Regions from separate parts of the Homo sapiens genome. Here all the other regions are linked to region 1. Evidence: chromatin contacts called from ENCODE Hi-C data. All regions are on one chromosome and are shown on one strand. The core of a region is the stretch at or near the end of the contact, and the rest is flanking DNA. Distances in the headings are between cores, read along the strand shown. Region 1 overlaps ADAP1 (ArfGAP with dual PH domains 1). Region 2 holds the start of AMZ1 (archaelysin family metallopeptidase 1). Region 3 holds the start of CHST12 (carbohydrate sulfotransferase 12).

What was found. Hi-C counts contacts between places; a loop is a spot of excess contacts on that map. Pooled maps may share reads with other maps.
Region 2: a loop to region 1 is called in a map with no recorded cell type, with 4 times the contacts of the local background. The contact joins the promoter of AMZ1 here to the enhancer-like site in region 1. A Hi-C loop is called at or near these places in 2 of 37 single-sample maps with no recorded cell type and 3 of 50 pooled maps.
Region 3: a loop to region 1 is called in a pooled map, with 6 times the contacts of the local background. The contact joins the promoter of CHST12 here to the enhancer-like site in region 1. A Hi-C loop is called at or near these places in 2 of 37 single-sample maps with no recorded cell type and 7 of 50 pooled maps.

The regions. Positions count from the first base shown.
Region 1 is chr7:927,940-932,564 of GRCh38, forward strand. The region is part of intron 2 of ADAP1 (ArfGAP with dual PH domains 1); the gene reads right to left. Among named protein-coding and RNA genes, the nearest start is that of ADAP1, 24 kb to the right of the region's middle. RefSeq lists enhancers at 96-682, 938-1,027. Within about 2 kb of position 2,277, at least 5 of the 41 ENCODE cell types and tissues checked have a DNase peak (open chromatin) inside an H3K27ac peak, as active enhancers do.
Region 2 is chr7:2,685,119-2,689,743 of GRCh38, forward strand. AMZ1 (archaelysin family metallopeptidase 1) reads left to right here and starts at 3,084. Exons shown (of 7, transcript NM_001384743.1): 1 at 3,084-3,178. RefSeq lists an enhancer at 3,783-4,052.
Region 3 is chr7:2,401,338-2,405,962 of GRCh38, forward strand. It overlaps CHST12 (carbohydrate sulfotransferase 12), which reads left to right and starts at 2,274. Exons shown (of 2, transcript NM_018641.5): 1 at 2,274-2,336. RefSeq lists an enhancer at 1,751-1,850 and silencers at 1,941-2,310, 2,401-2,570.

The DNA.
Region 1 (4,625 bases), core at 1,027-3,526:
GGACAGGGGCTCACATCTGTAGTCCCAGCACTTTGGGAAGCTGAGGTGGGAGGACCCCTTGAGCCCAGGAGTTCAAGACCAGCCTGGGCAACATAGTGAGACCCTGTCTCTCAAAAAAAAAAAAAAAAAAATTAGCCAGGTGTGATGGCGCACACCTGTAGTCCCAGCTACTAGGGAGGCCGAGGTGGGAAGATGGCCTCAACCTGGGAGTTTGAGGTCGCAGTGGGCTATGGTCGCACCACTGAACTCCAGCCTGGGCGGCAGAACAAGACCATGTCTCCACTGGACACAGCGGCTCACACCTGTAATCCCAGCACTTTGGGAGGCCGAGGCGGGAGGATCCCTTGAGCCCAAGAGGTCAAGGCTATGAGCTATGGTTACACCACTGCACTCCAGCTTGGGAAAAAGAGCAAGACCCTATCTCTGCAAAAAAAGGAAGGTAAAAATAAAAAATAAATAAAAATGGGTAAGGGTTTTTAAAATTACTTTTACATGCATATGTATACTTTTAATTTGTTTTAATGGAGGTGGGGTTCCACTCTGTTGCCCGGGCTGGTCTCAAACTCCTGGGCTCAAGCCATCGTCCCACCTCGGCCTAAAAATGGGGAAGGATTTGATCGGACATTTCTCCAAAGAAGATGCACAAATGGCCACTCGGCCACGCAAAGGCACTCAACACTGTTAGCTGTCAGGGGAACGCAGATGAAAACCTCAATGAGCTACCACCTCTCCCCACTAGGATGGCAAGGTCAAAGTGGCACAGGGGAGTGAGCTGGAGAGAATGTGGAGTGATCAGAGCCCCCGCACGCTGCTGGTGGGAACCTCCGGCTCTGGTGACTAACAGTCTGGCAGTTCCTCAAAACGGTAAACACAGAGTTACCATAGAGTCCAGCGATTCCTCTGCACCGTAAGAGACGCGAAGACGCAGAGACATGCACATGAGTGTTCACAGCACATTCTTCGTGACAGCTGAGAACGGGAACAAGCCCCAGCTCCGTGAACGGAACCACAGATAAACTAAATGTGATCGAGCCACACCATGGAGGGTTCCTCGGCCATAAAGAGGAATGCCGGCCGGGCGCGGGGGCTCACGCCTGTCATCCCAGCACTTCAGGAGGCAGAGGTGGGCAGATCACGAGGTCAGGAGTTCAAGACCAGCCTGGGCAACACGGTGAGACCCCGTCTCTACTGAAAATACAAAAATTAGCCGGGCGTGGTGGTGCACGCCCGTAATCCCAGCTACTCGGGAGGCTGAGGCAGGAGAATCGCTTGAACCCGGGAGGCAGAGGTTGCAGTGAGCAGAGATCGTGCCACAGCACTCCAGCGTGGCTGACAGAGCGAGACTCCATCTCAAAAAAAAAAAAAAAAGAGCAACACAATTCTGACACACGCTACAACCCAGGCGATCCTTGGACACACGGTGCCCATGGAGGAAACCAGACACAAAACACCACGAATCGGCCGCACGTGGTGGCTCACACCTGTGATCCCAGCACTTTGGGAGGCTGAGGTGGGAGGATCGCTTGAGCCTGGGAGTTCGGGACCAGCTTGAGCAACATAGTGACACCCTGTCTCAAAAAAAAAAAAAAAAAAAAACAAGACCACGTATTGCATGATTCCATCTGTTTGAAATGTTCAGAACAAGCAAATCCACAGAGACACAAAGCAGCTCTGTCTACATTCAGTAACGGCTGGGGCGGTGGTGATGGGAGGGGTGGTGAGTACCGGCTGTGTTGGGACGTTAAAATGTCCTGAAGTTAGACAGTGGTGATGGTCGTGCAGCCCTGTGGCTTCACTAAAACTACTGAACTGTACGCTTTACGGGAGTGAATTGTATGTGGATTATACCTCAACAAAGCTGTTATTAAAAAATAACCTTCAGGGTTGGGTGTGGTGGCTGAAGCCTGTAATCCCAGCGCTTGGGAGACTGAGGCGGGAGGATCACTTGAGGCCAGGAGTTCAAGACCAGCCTGGGCAACATAGTGAGACCCCCGTCTCTACAAAAAATACAAAAATTAGCCAGGCGTGGTGGTGCACGTCTGTAGTTCCATCTACTCAGGAGGCTGAGGTGAGAGGATCGTTTGAGCCCAGGAGCTTGAGGCTGCACTGAGCTGTGATTGAGCCACTGCCCTCCAGCCTGGGTGACAGAGCAAGACTGTCTCAAAAAAAAAAAAAAAAAAAAAAAAAACCCTCAGGCAGAGAAGGCCTATTTATGTATGCTATAGACCCTAAAACCACAAAATAAAACGCTGACCACTTTGACTATGTCGAAGTAAAAATTTCCACGGCAAAAACCACCATGAGCAAATTCGAAAGACAACCTAGAAAAAAATGTTTTTGGTATCTCAGATTAATTTCTCTAACATACCAGCAACCCCTAGAAGATGAAAACAGCTAACATTGCAGCAGAAAGGCAGGCAAAGGTGTGAAGAGAGTTCACAGGCAAGAAAACACAGGGCCGGGCGCGGTGGCTCACACCTGTAATCCCAGCACTTTGGGAGGCCAAGGCGGGCGGATCACGAGGTCAGGAGTTTGAGACCAGCCTGGCCAACATAGCAAGACCCCATCACTACAAAATTTTTTTTTTTAATTAGCCAGGGCTGGCGCGGTGGCTCACGTCTGTAATCCCAGAACTTTGGGAGGCCGAGGGGGATGGATCACCTGAGGCCAAGAGTTCAAGGCCAGCCTGGCCAACATGGCAAAACCCCGTCTCTATTAAAAATACAAAAATTAGCTGGGCATGGTGGCACACACCTGTGATCCCAGCTACTCGGGAGGCTGAAGCAGGAGAATCGCTTGAATGTGGGAGGTGGAGGTTGCAGTGAGGTGAGATCACACCACTGTACTCCAGCCTGGGAGACAGTGAGACTGTCTCTAAAAAAAAAAAAGTAGCCAGGCACGGTGGTGTATGCCTGTGGTCCTAGCTACTCCTTGGGAGGCTGAGGCAAGAGGATCACTTGAGCCTGAAAGTTCAAGGCTTTAGTGAGCTATGATAGTGCCACTGCATTCCAGCCTGGGCGACAGAGTCAGACTGTGTCTCAAAAAAAAAAAAAAAGAGAAAGGAAGGAAGGAAGGAGGGTAGGGAGGGACGGAGGGACTGAGGGAGGGAGGGAGGGAAGAAAGGAAGGCAGGAGGGAAGGAAGGACGGAAGGAAGGACGGAGGGACGGAGAGACAGAGGGAGGGACGGAAGAAAGGAAGACAGGAGGGAAGGAAGGAGGGAGGGAGGGAGCGAGGCCCACACAGACCCCTGGCTGCCTGGCCAGGGTGGGGACGGTGCTCAAAGGTGGGAGACAGGGAAGGAGACAGCTCCCTTCTGTGACTGTCCTTGGAAACTGCTGAATGTGTCACTAAATTGTCGAAATACATTAAATAAGGTAGAGACGACCCACGTGTCCATCAGAGGGTGAATGAATAAAGCAAACGTGTTCCATCCACACAAGGCATGTTCTCCGGCCTTGAAAGGAACGAAGCTGTCACACAGGCTGCAGCGTGATGGGCCTCGGGGACCTGGCACCGCGGGAAAGGAGTCGGACGCCGAAGCTCACACGCCGTGCGATCCCGTTTTTAAAAGTCCAGAACCCACAAATCTACACAGAGAGAAAGTGGATTTGCAGCTGCTTTGGGCTGGGCGGGGGTAAGAGCCAAAAGGCACGGACTTCCTTTCTGGGGTGATGAAAATGTCCTAATATTGGCTTCAGCGAAGGTTGCACAACTCTGAATTTACTAAAAAACCTTCAACTGTGCCCTTTACACGGTGAAATGTATGGCTGTGAACGGCATCTCTAGGAAGCAGTTGTTTTAAAAGGTATTATCAAGGAATAGAAAGTAGGGAGAAAAAAAAAAAAAAACATAAAATGTGAAGAAAAGGAAAGAAGAGAAGAATCTTTGGTTCCTGGCCCTTCAACCTCGGTCCGGTCCTCAGCAACGGCCACCTCAGGCCCGTTTCTCCCTTAGGGGTGGGAGCAGGCTTAGCCCCCGGATGTCCCCGCTGACCACCAGCCCAGGAATGGCCAAGGGGCCTGAGTGCAGGGAGCCAGGGGGGGCCCAGTGCAGCTCCCGCCCCACAGAGTCCCCAGCAAGAAGCCGGGCTGAGACCCAGCCCTGCCTGGGGGCCGGGGTGCAGGTGCTCTCAGGAGACAAGCCCCCAGGCCTGCCTGAGATTCATCTTTGGTTTTTATCGCACCAGTGAACGTGCAGACAACAGAATGGGGATGGAATCTCCTTGTGGCCCCCAGCTCAGTGCTCTCCCAAAGGCCCCATCGCACCAGACCTCTGCGGCAGGAATCAGGGGTTTCTTGGTAATACCCACGGTGGGCCCTCCCCAGCCTTCCTCTCCAGCCTTCCTCTCCGGCCATCACCCCAGGCAGATCAGGACAGCACCAAGTTGGCCCCTGTCCTCTCCCGCTGATTACATTTAGGGTTTTTCCAACAACAGTGAACGCCCCACCCCTGGGCCCTTGCCCCGTTTGCCCTGGAATTATGGGGACAATAGCCACGTCTTCTCCCCGAGCCAAGGAGTCTGTGCCCCTGGAGGCCCTCCAGGGACTCAGGGCTGTTTCCTCCAGGAGTGATGGCAGAGCAACTTGGAGACGGGACACCCGTCCCATCATCTTTCTGACATTGG
Region 2 (4,625 bases), core at 1,834-4,333, 1.8 Mb after region 1:
TCGGCCTCCCAAAGTGCTGGGATTACAGGTTGAGCCGCCGCGCCCGGCCTCGATGCATAATTTCCTTTCCGGTGGCTATTCAGGGAGGGGCGTGGGGGTTGGGGGGAGGATATTCCACAACTTCTTTGTAATAAGCAGCTTTAGGACAGAACATTCAGGCCAGGCTCGGTGGCTCACGCCTGTAATCCCAGCAATTTGGGAGGCCAAGGCGGGTGGATCACTTGAAGTCAGGAGTTCGAGACCAGCCTGGCCAACAGGGTGAAGCCCTGTCCTTCCTAAAAATACAAAAATTAGCCGGGCGAGGTGACGGGCACCTGTAATCGCAGCTACTTGGGTGGCTGAGGCAGGAGAATCGCTTGAACCCAGGAAGTGGAGTTTGCAGTGAGCCGAGATCGCGCCACTTGTACTCCAGCTCTGGGCAACAGAGTGAGACTCCGTCTCAAAAAAAAAAAAAGGCCGGGTGCGGTGGCTCATGCCTGTAATCCCAGCACTTTGGGAGGCCGTGGCAGGCGGATCACGAGGTCAGGAGATCGAGACCATCCTGGCCAACATGGTGAAACCCCATCTCTACTAAAAACACAAAAATTAGCTAGGCATGATGGCAGGCGCCTGTAGTCCCAGCTACTTAGGAGGCTGAGGCAGGAGAATGGTGTGAACCCGGGAGGTGGAGCTTGCAGTGAGCCGAGATCACGCCACTGCACTCCAGCCTGAGTGACAGAGCGAGACTCCGTCTCAAGAAAAAAAAAAAAAAAAAAAAAAGAACATTCATCTTTTCTCAGGTTCTGGGTTCTCCATCCCCAACAGAAATAACCTGGAAAATCCCTGCGGCAACACGTGTGAAGAAGTGCAGCTTTCTGAGTCACAATCTATTTGTAGGAATTTATCCCAAGGTGAGGGGGACCAGATACCTGTACAAAGATCTGTGGAAACAAGATCGTCTATCACAGTGATATATGCTAGTGAGACACCAGGAGAAACCAAAATATCCCAAAGCAGGTGACAGATCCATGACACGGAGTCCAGCGCAGACCATCAGGGTGTGGAGACGGACTTTTGGCTATTGATGAGTGTGAAGTCACGGGCCGCCTGCAGAACGCAGTATGTGACGTGAATCCCTTAAAATATGTATTTAGGCTGGGCACGGTGGCTCATACCTGTGATCTCAACATTTTGGGAGGCCGAGCTGGGAGGGTTGTTTGAGCCCAGGAGTTTGAGACCAGCTTGAGCAACATAGCGAGATCCCATCTCTACATAAAAGTTTCAAAATTAGCCAGGTGTGATGGCACGTACCTGTAGTCTCAGCTACTCAGGAGGCTGAGGGAGGAGGATTGCTGGAGTCTAGGAGGTCGAGGCTACAGTGACTCGCGTTTATACCAGTGCATTCTAGCTTGGGCAATAGAGCAAGATCCTGTCTCAAAAAAAACTTTTTAAAAATACATTTCAATGTGGAGGAGAAGGCGATCAGAAGGATGTCTGACAAGAAGGTGAGAGAGGTTACCTCTACACAGTTGGCTTATGGGGTCTTCTTTTTGTTTTTATTTTTCATAATTTTCCAAATTTTGCACACCGGACACCTAGTGTTGTGTTGTTTTTCTCTCTCTCTCTTTTTTTTTTGAAACAAAGTCTTGCTTTGTCACCCAGGCTGGAGTGCAGTGGCATAATCTCGGCTCACTGCAACCTCCGCCTCCCGGGTTCAAGTGATTCTCCTGCTTCAGCCTCCCGAGTAGCTGGGACTATAGGCACCAGCCACCACGCCCAGCTAATTTTTTTATTTTTAATAGAGACGGGGTTTGACCATACTGGCCAGGCCGGTCTTGAACTCCTGACCTTGTGATCTGTCTGCCTCAGCCTCCCAAAGTGCTGGGATTACAGGCATGAGCCACCACGCCCAGCCGTGTTATTTCTTAAGGCTTAAAAAAATTCTTTGAGGCTGGGTGTGGTGGCTCACGCCTGTACTCCCAGCACTTTGAGAGGCTGAGGCGGGTGTATCATGAGGTCAAGAGTTTGATACCAGCCTGGCCAAGAAGGTGAAACCCCATCTCTATTAAAAATACAAAAATTAGCTGGACACAATGATGGGTACCTATAATCCCCACTACTCAGGCGGCTGAGGCAGAAGAATGACTTGAACCCCGGAGGTGGAGGTTGCAGTGAGCCCAGATTGCACCATTACACTCCAGCCTGGGCGACAGAGCGAGACTCCATCTAAAAAAAAAAAAAAATTCTTTGCACTGGTGTGGGACGATGGTGACGAATCCCTCAGCCATCTGTGGGGCGCTGCTGAGGGCGTGGGGGGCATTTCTGCACGGTGAAGCAGAGCTGGTGGGAGGCTGCCCGAGGGAAGCTGGTGCTGGGAGGGTTTGCAGAGAGGAAAAGGGCAGTTTATGGAAAAGGCCTCTGGGCTCTGTCTGGAGCCGTCATGCCGGCCTTCACGGCATCCTTCCGCACTTAGAGTCCTTTCCATCTCCTGGTGGCTGGCACAGGGCCAGGGCTGCACTCACAGCTGGCCAGGGTAGGGCAGGGCGCCCGTCCTCAGGGCCACTGACTGTAGGGCTAACCTAGGGGCCTGGTTCACCCCTCTCACCTGGGGCTTCGCTGATAAGCCTGGTTCACCTCCTCACCTGGTGGCCTCGTTCACCCCCTCACCTGGCGCCTTGCCTGATAGCCTGGTTCACCCCTCTCACCTGGGGCCTCTCCTGGTGGCCTGGTTCCCCTTCCTCACCTCGTGGCGCTGGTTCACCCCTCTCACCTGGGGCCTTAACTGGTGGCCTGGTTCACCTCTTCACCTGGCGCCTTGCAGAGTAGCCGGGTTTACTCCTCTCACCTGGGGAGGCACGAACTGGCCCGGGCTGACTGACCTCCCTCACCTGTTTGGCTTTAGGCTCTGGGGCCCCCCTGCCCGGGTGTTTCTGGGAGGCTGGAGGGTCCCACGTGAGCTCCACCGCGGGCAGCTGGAGGGAGTGGGGCAGGACGCTGAGCGCCGGGAGGGGTGTGGCCCTCCTGTCCTGCCCGCGGCCCCACACCGGCCCCAGTCCCGCCCGCCTCGGTCCCTGCCCCGCGCGCCGACGTCACCGGGACCTCCCGATCCTCCCGGCCCAGGCCGAGCTGCCCACGCTGCTGCCCGGGGCTCGGTGCCCGGCGCGGCCTCTGCCGGCTCCGGCGGGCGCGGGACTGCGAGGTAGGGGGGCGCGCGGGGAAGACTCGGGGGCGCAGGGACCGAGAGGGACCTCCGTGCCGGGGCGGGTGGGTAGGGGCAGCTCCGGGTCCAGCCCGGCCCGCGCACCAAGTCCCGAGGGCGCCCGGGCGGCGGCGGCTACGGGCGCGCGGGGACCGCGGAGACGCGAAGGGCGCACTTGGCGAGGGTTTGGTGCAGCGCCGCGCCGGGGTCCGCACAGCCCCGGCAGGTCCTGCAGAGGGAAGGCCGGGCCAGGGAAGGGCCACGCGCCCCCTCCCCGCCATCCTCTCCCAGGCCAGGGCGACCTGCGCGCTTCCCGATGGGAGCAAACTGGGGACGGGTCGGGAATCCAGGGCCAAGCGCCCGAAAGAAGGCGTTTCCGGGCTGGGGCGAGCCAGGTGGGTGCGGGACGTCCCCGGGGAACCTCCAGGGCGCCGAGAATCTCGTCGTGCCCAGGGCTCCCCGCAGCCTGTGTATGAGCCGGGGAGGGAGAAGGCTTCCTCCCCCAGGAGACTGAGGGAGAAGGCTGTGGATATGATCCCTGCAGGGATGTAAGACAGGTCTCAAAACCAGAAAAGCAAGGGAGGGGTGACAGAGAAATGGCAAACTTTACAAAGGACAGGGGAGGGCAGGGACCTGGGTCCTTTCTGCCCCCATCACGGGAGGGAAACACTTGGCAGAGGAGTTTGGGGTTCGCAGGTGAGGAGAGAGAACAGGAAGCCAAGAGTCTGGCCCGGAGGCCACTACCCCTGCGGTCTAAGCCCCCGGTTTTCCCTCCTAGCGAATGGAAACTGAGAGGTGAGAAACCCCCAAAACCATCCGTCCGTCTGGTTCTGCCTGAAGGTCTCCGCTGTCAGCTAATGAATAGCTCGATGCAGCTGCTGGGAGGTTTTGCAAAGCGCATTCAGAATAGCGAGAATCAGAGCATGGTTTCTTGCCCAAAGGCCAGGCATCTGCGTGGTCAGATGGGGGAGCATGAGTGCCCGGAGCTGTGCGGTTTAGGGCAGCCTGACCTTGGATACCTGGTTACTGGGCCAGTCTGGCGGCCCTTGTTGCTTAGAGCGGCAGAACCTCCCTGGGGGGGGGATGCGGACGTGCTCTTTTCCAGTCTTTGGACAAAAAAAGGCAAGGGGAGGAGGAAGGAGAAGCGTCTGAGTTTACCCATGGTATTAATAGCAGCAGGGCTGGAACTCGGGTGCTCTGGGAGAGGAGACGTCCTACCCCCTGTCCCCGTCAGAACATCCCTGCTCCAGGAGCAGCTGGGGTTCCAGTGTGAAGCGTGGCTTTGAAACCAGGCCCCGCTGGCCCCCAGCTGTGTCGCCAGGGCCAAGTCACTTAACGTCTGAGCCTCAGTTTCCCCACCTGAAACACCGCAGTGGCACCTGCGGCTCCGTGTGTGGCTTGGAGGACGCAGGCATGAGACCTGTTGGCTGCTGTCATGACTGCAGTT
Region 3 (4,625 bases), core at 1,024-3,523, 1.5 Mb after region 1:
ACCACACCCGGCTAATTTTTTGTATTTTTAGTAGAGACAGGGTTTCATCATGTGTTGGCCAGGCTGGTCTCGAATTCCTGATCTCGTGATCTGCCCGCCTACACCTCCCAAAGCACTGGGATCACAGGCGTGAGCCAACAAGCCCAGCTGACCTCTCAGGCTTAAGCGATTCTCCCACCTCAGCCTCCTGAGTGGCTGGGATTGCAGGCGCCCGCCACCAAGCCTGGCTAATTTTTGTATTTTTATTTTTAGTAGAGACAGGTTTCACCACGTTGGCCAGGCTGGTCTTGAACTCCTGACCTCAAGTGATCCACCCACTTCGGCCTCCCACAGTGCTGGGATTACAGGTGTGAGCCACTGCACACGGCTGATAGTGAGAAATTTCTAAGCTGAGACAGGCATCACAGGGTGACATTGCCAGAGGCTGTCACCTTATTTACATACGTGCAATTGCATATATGTATGTATACAACATAGACATATTATACATGCATAATACAGGTCTATATGTATGTGTACAATATATAAACATATATACTACATACATACACATAGGTAACATGTATGCATTACACATACGTATAAACATATTATCTACTGTGAGTGTGTATATAATATACACATATATTTTGTGGTGGTTGTTTGTTGCTTTTCCCCCCCACTAGAATACAGGAGGGCAGGGGCCTTGCCCGTCTCCCTCACTTCCACATTTCCAGGGCCCGGTGGGTTCGGAACTCCTTTGGGACTGGCTGCAGGGAGTGGAAGAGTGAAGAGATGACCTTGGTTGGAAGGCTGCCTCGGGAGTCCATCGGAGGGGGCCAACTAAAAATATCACGGATTGAAAAAGTTCTTGGGGTGGATGGTGGGGATGTGAAAGTGCTTAATGCCACTGCAGGGAGTGCTTAAAAATGGTTAAGATGGGCCGGGCGCGGCGGCTCACGCCTGTAATCCCAGCACTTTGGGAGGCCGAGGCGGGCGGATCACGAGGTCAGGAGTTCGAGACCATCCTGGCTAACACGGTGAAACCCCGTCTCTACTAAAAATACAAAAAATTAGCCGGGCGTGGTGGCGGGCGCCTGTAAGTCCCAGCTACCCGGGAGGCTGAGGCAGGAGAATGGCGTGAACCCGGGAGGCGGAGCTTGCAGTGAGCCGAGATCGGGCCACTGTATTCCAGCCTGGGCGACAGAGCGAGACTCTGTCTCAACAACAACAACAACGACAACAACAACAACAACAACAACAACAAAGGTTAAGATGGTAAATTTTATGTTCTATATATTTTACCATAATTTAAAAAAAAAATGACTGGGCCTGGCGCGGTGGCTCACGCCTGTAATCCCAGAGCTCTGGGAGGCTGAGGCAGGAGGATTGCTTGAGTCTAGGGGTTCAAGACCACCCTGGGCAACATAGTGAGACCCCCGTTTCTATTAAAAATTAAAAATTAGCCGGGTGTGGTGGCACCTGTCTGTAGTTCCATCTACTTGGGAGGCTGAGGTGGGAGGATGGCTTGAACCCAGGAGGTCGAGGCTGCAGTGAGCTGTGACTGCACCGCTGCACCCCATCCTGGACGACACGGTGAGATCCTGTCTCTAAAAAAATAAACAAACAAACACACAAAACTACATTGATGCCAAGAACAATTACTGCATGCTCACTATGCATTAGGCATCTTGCTAAGCTCTTTACCCGTGTCATCTCGTTTGTCTCACATACTCCCTGAAAGGTAGGGTCACTAACCTATTATATTTTACGGATTGGCGACAACCTCAGAGAGGTTAAGTCACTTGCCCAAGGTCACACAGCGAGTCTCAAGCCCCAGCCGGTGAGCATCACGATCCTTTGCCAATGAGCCGATGCTCGAGAAAGGGTCGGATAGACAACAGGCACTGCATAAAGGTTGGTTAACGGGATCGTGTTTGGCTGCAACGTGGAGCTCCCGGGTCGAACGGCGAGACAGCTGCGCGTCCCCGAGCCGCCGCGCGCCCGGTCCGCCGGGGCGGAGTCAACGCCGCGGATTGGCTGCTGAGAAAGGGGCGTGGCTCGTGGCGGCCGGTGGGCGGAGTCGATCTCTGGCCGTAAATACGGCGCCACATGGCACTGGCTCGCGAGGGCGGGGGCGGGCGGGCTGGCCGGGCGCAGGCGCGCTGAGGGCGGGCGCCCCTCGGCCTCCGTGGCCCCTCCGGCGGCCGCGACGTCTCGCGAGAAGACGACCGGTAGGAGGGGCTCCTGCGCCGGGGGCGGGGCCGGCGAGGGCTGCCTCTGGGGGGTCCGCTAGTCGCGGGGCGGCGGCGGCGGCTGCGGGCGCGAGGTGAGGGGCGCGAGGTGAGGGTCGCGAGGTGAGGGGCGCGGCGGGCGGCGGGCTCGGGGCGCGGTCTCCCTCTCTCTCGGCCAGTGCTGGGCTCCCAGGGCCCGGGCGGGGGTCCCGGGCCGCGCTGAGGGGCGCGGGTCGGCTCTCCTTAACCTGGCCTGGCGGGCGCGGCTTGGGCCTGGGTTCGAGTTCCCGCGCCGGCGCGCAGTGTGACCTTGGCCCTGCGCGCGCCCTCTCTGAGCCCCGCTCGTCGTCCTCGGCCAGGGGGACCCAGCCCTGGGGCCCTGATCAGCGCGTTCTGCGGCTCCTCGGGGTCTGGACGAGAAATCTGTGGTTCTGATTCAGCGACAGCAGAGGCTGCAGCGGCCCCGCCGGCCCCCAGGAGTCCCCCTGCCCGGCATCAGCCTCTGCCGCCCGGCAGGGGTAGGACCAATTCCCGGGCTTGGAGTTCCAGGATCCCCAGCTCCCGAGGGCCCCCGTGTGCCTGCTGTCACCTGAACGGGGCTCCCCGGCCCCGCCGACCGCAGCCCTGGAGCCTGCAGACGCCAGCAGCACCGGCAGGTCGCTCAGGGTATCCCTTAAATGACCTCTCACTCCAGAAGCCGCAGCCCTGCCCCTCTGGGAGAGGAAACCGTGCATTTAGTCCGGGAACAGTGGGACTTAGACCTCCTCTGCGGGCTCCCGGCCACCGAGACACCGCCGGCAAAGCCTTGGCTCGGGCAGAGGCTCCGTCTGGCAGGCAGCACAACAAGCCATAGTGTTTCCAGCATTATTAAATTATTTAGTTCATAAGCGGGGCTGTGGGGACTCGGAAGCCCCGGGGTGAATAGGAATGTGAGTTGCAGGCGCGGTGCTGGACGCAGTACATCTTCCAGGACACCAGGCCCTACGGTGCTGTTCCCGGCTGTGGGTGGTTGGGGACAGCTCAGCGGGTCCCCCACTTACCCCCACGCGGGGACCCGGGTTAGCCCCTCACCGTGAGCATCTGGTGTTGGGAGTCAGGGCTGGTGTCTGAGTGAGGATGGAGAGAAAACAGGGGTAATGAGGAGATTGCTACACGAAGGTGCAACGCTTGAGATCTGAAAGAGCACCTGCCTGGAATGGCATAGATGTTTGATTTCCCTGCAAAGGAGTTTATGGGACTTTGGGCTGACGCTTTGGGGCCAGCAGTAACTGTCTGCTGTCACTCAGCTGACTCCAGCTTTATTATCAAACCTCCAATCGAGTGCAAGATGCTAAGCTGGGGTAGATGCCGGTAATAGCGTGGGCCTTGCCCTGGGAGCTCACGGCCAGCCTGGCTACAACTGTGTGGAGTTGAGACTGTGGTGCAGGCGTTAACAGAATGTGGCGACATTTTCCGACATTTTCCACAGTGGAGAGGACCTATGAATTGGGGCGTTTGGAGGCAAAGGGCATGCAGAGATGTGGAAGTGAAAGTGATGTTTGGGGGAGATGGTGGGTCGCCGTGTTCTTGATGAAGTGGGGTTTGAGGATTGGGTTGGAAGCTAAGACTGGAAGGCCGGGCGAGGTGGCTCGTGACTGTAATCCCAGCACTTTGGGAGGCAGAGGCGGGCGGATCACCTGAGGTCAGGAGTCCGAGACCAGCCTGGCCAACATGGTGAAACCCCATCTCTACTAAAAATACAAAATTTAGCTGGGCGTGGTGGTGCACACCTGAAGTCCCAGCTACTTAGGAGGATGAGTCAAGAGAATAGCTTGAACCTGGAGGCGGAAGTTGCAGTGAGCCGACACTGGGCCTCTGCACTCCAGCCTGGGCAACAGAGTAAAAAAAAGACTGGAAAGATGGGTTTCTGATTGTGCAGGGGCCTGAATGCTGTGTGAGGGAGTTTAAACTTTTATCCCTTTGGTGGTGGTTTGGGTGCGACGCGATTAGATGTGTTTCAGAAAAGTGGTCGTGGTGAGAATATGGGAGGTGGGTTTTGCCTCTGGGCAGTGGAGCTGAGTTGAGTAGCCTTGTGGGGCGTGGGTCTGGGGCAGTGAGAGAGTGGGGGCGGGCATGGAGCTGAAAGATGTTGCCAAATCCACTGGGCGGTGGCGCTTTGTGAGATGTGGCGACCTGTAACAGCGAGGGCAGCCGGGACTTCTCACCTGCGATGAGGAGCGCTGCGGCCAGGTGGGAGAGGAAGGGCCACACAAACACACGTGGGTTTTAGACCTGCAGAGTTGGCGGTATTGGTGGCCATCCTGGAGGAGATGTGACCTGGTGGAGAAGAGACAGCCTGTACAAGGAGGGAATCCCCAGGAACCCCAGTGGGAAGGGATCCAGAGCTGAAGAGAGGCCCGTTGGTTGGCTGAC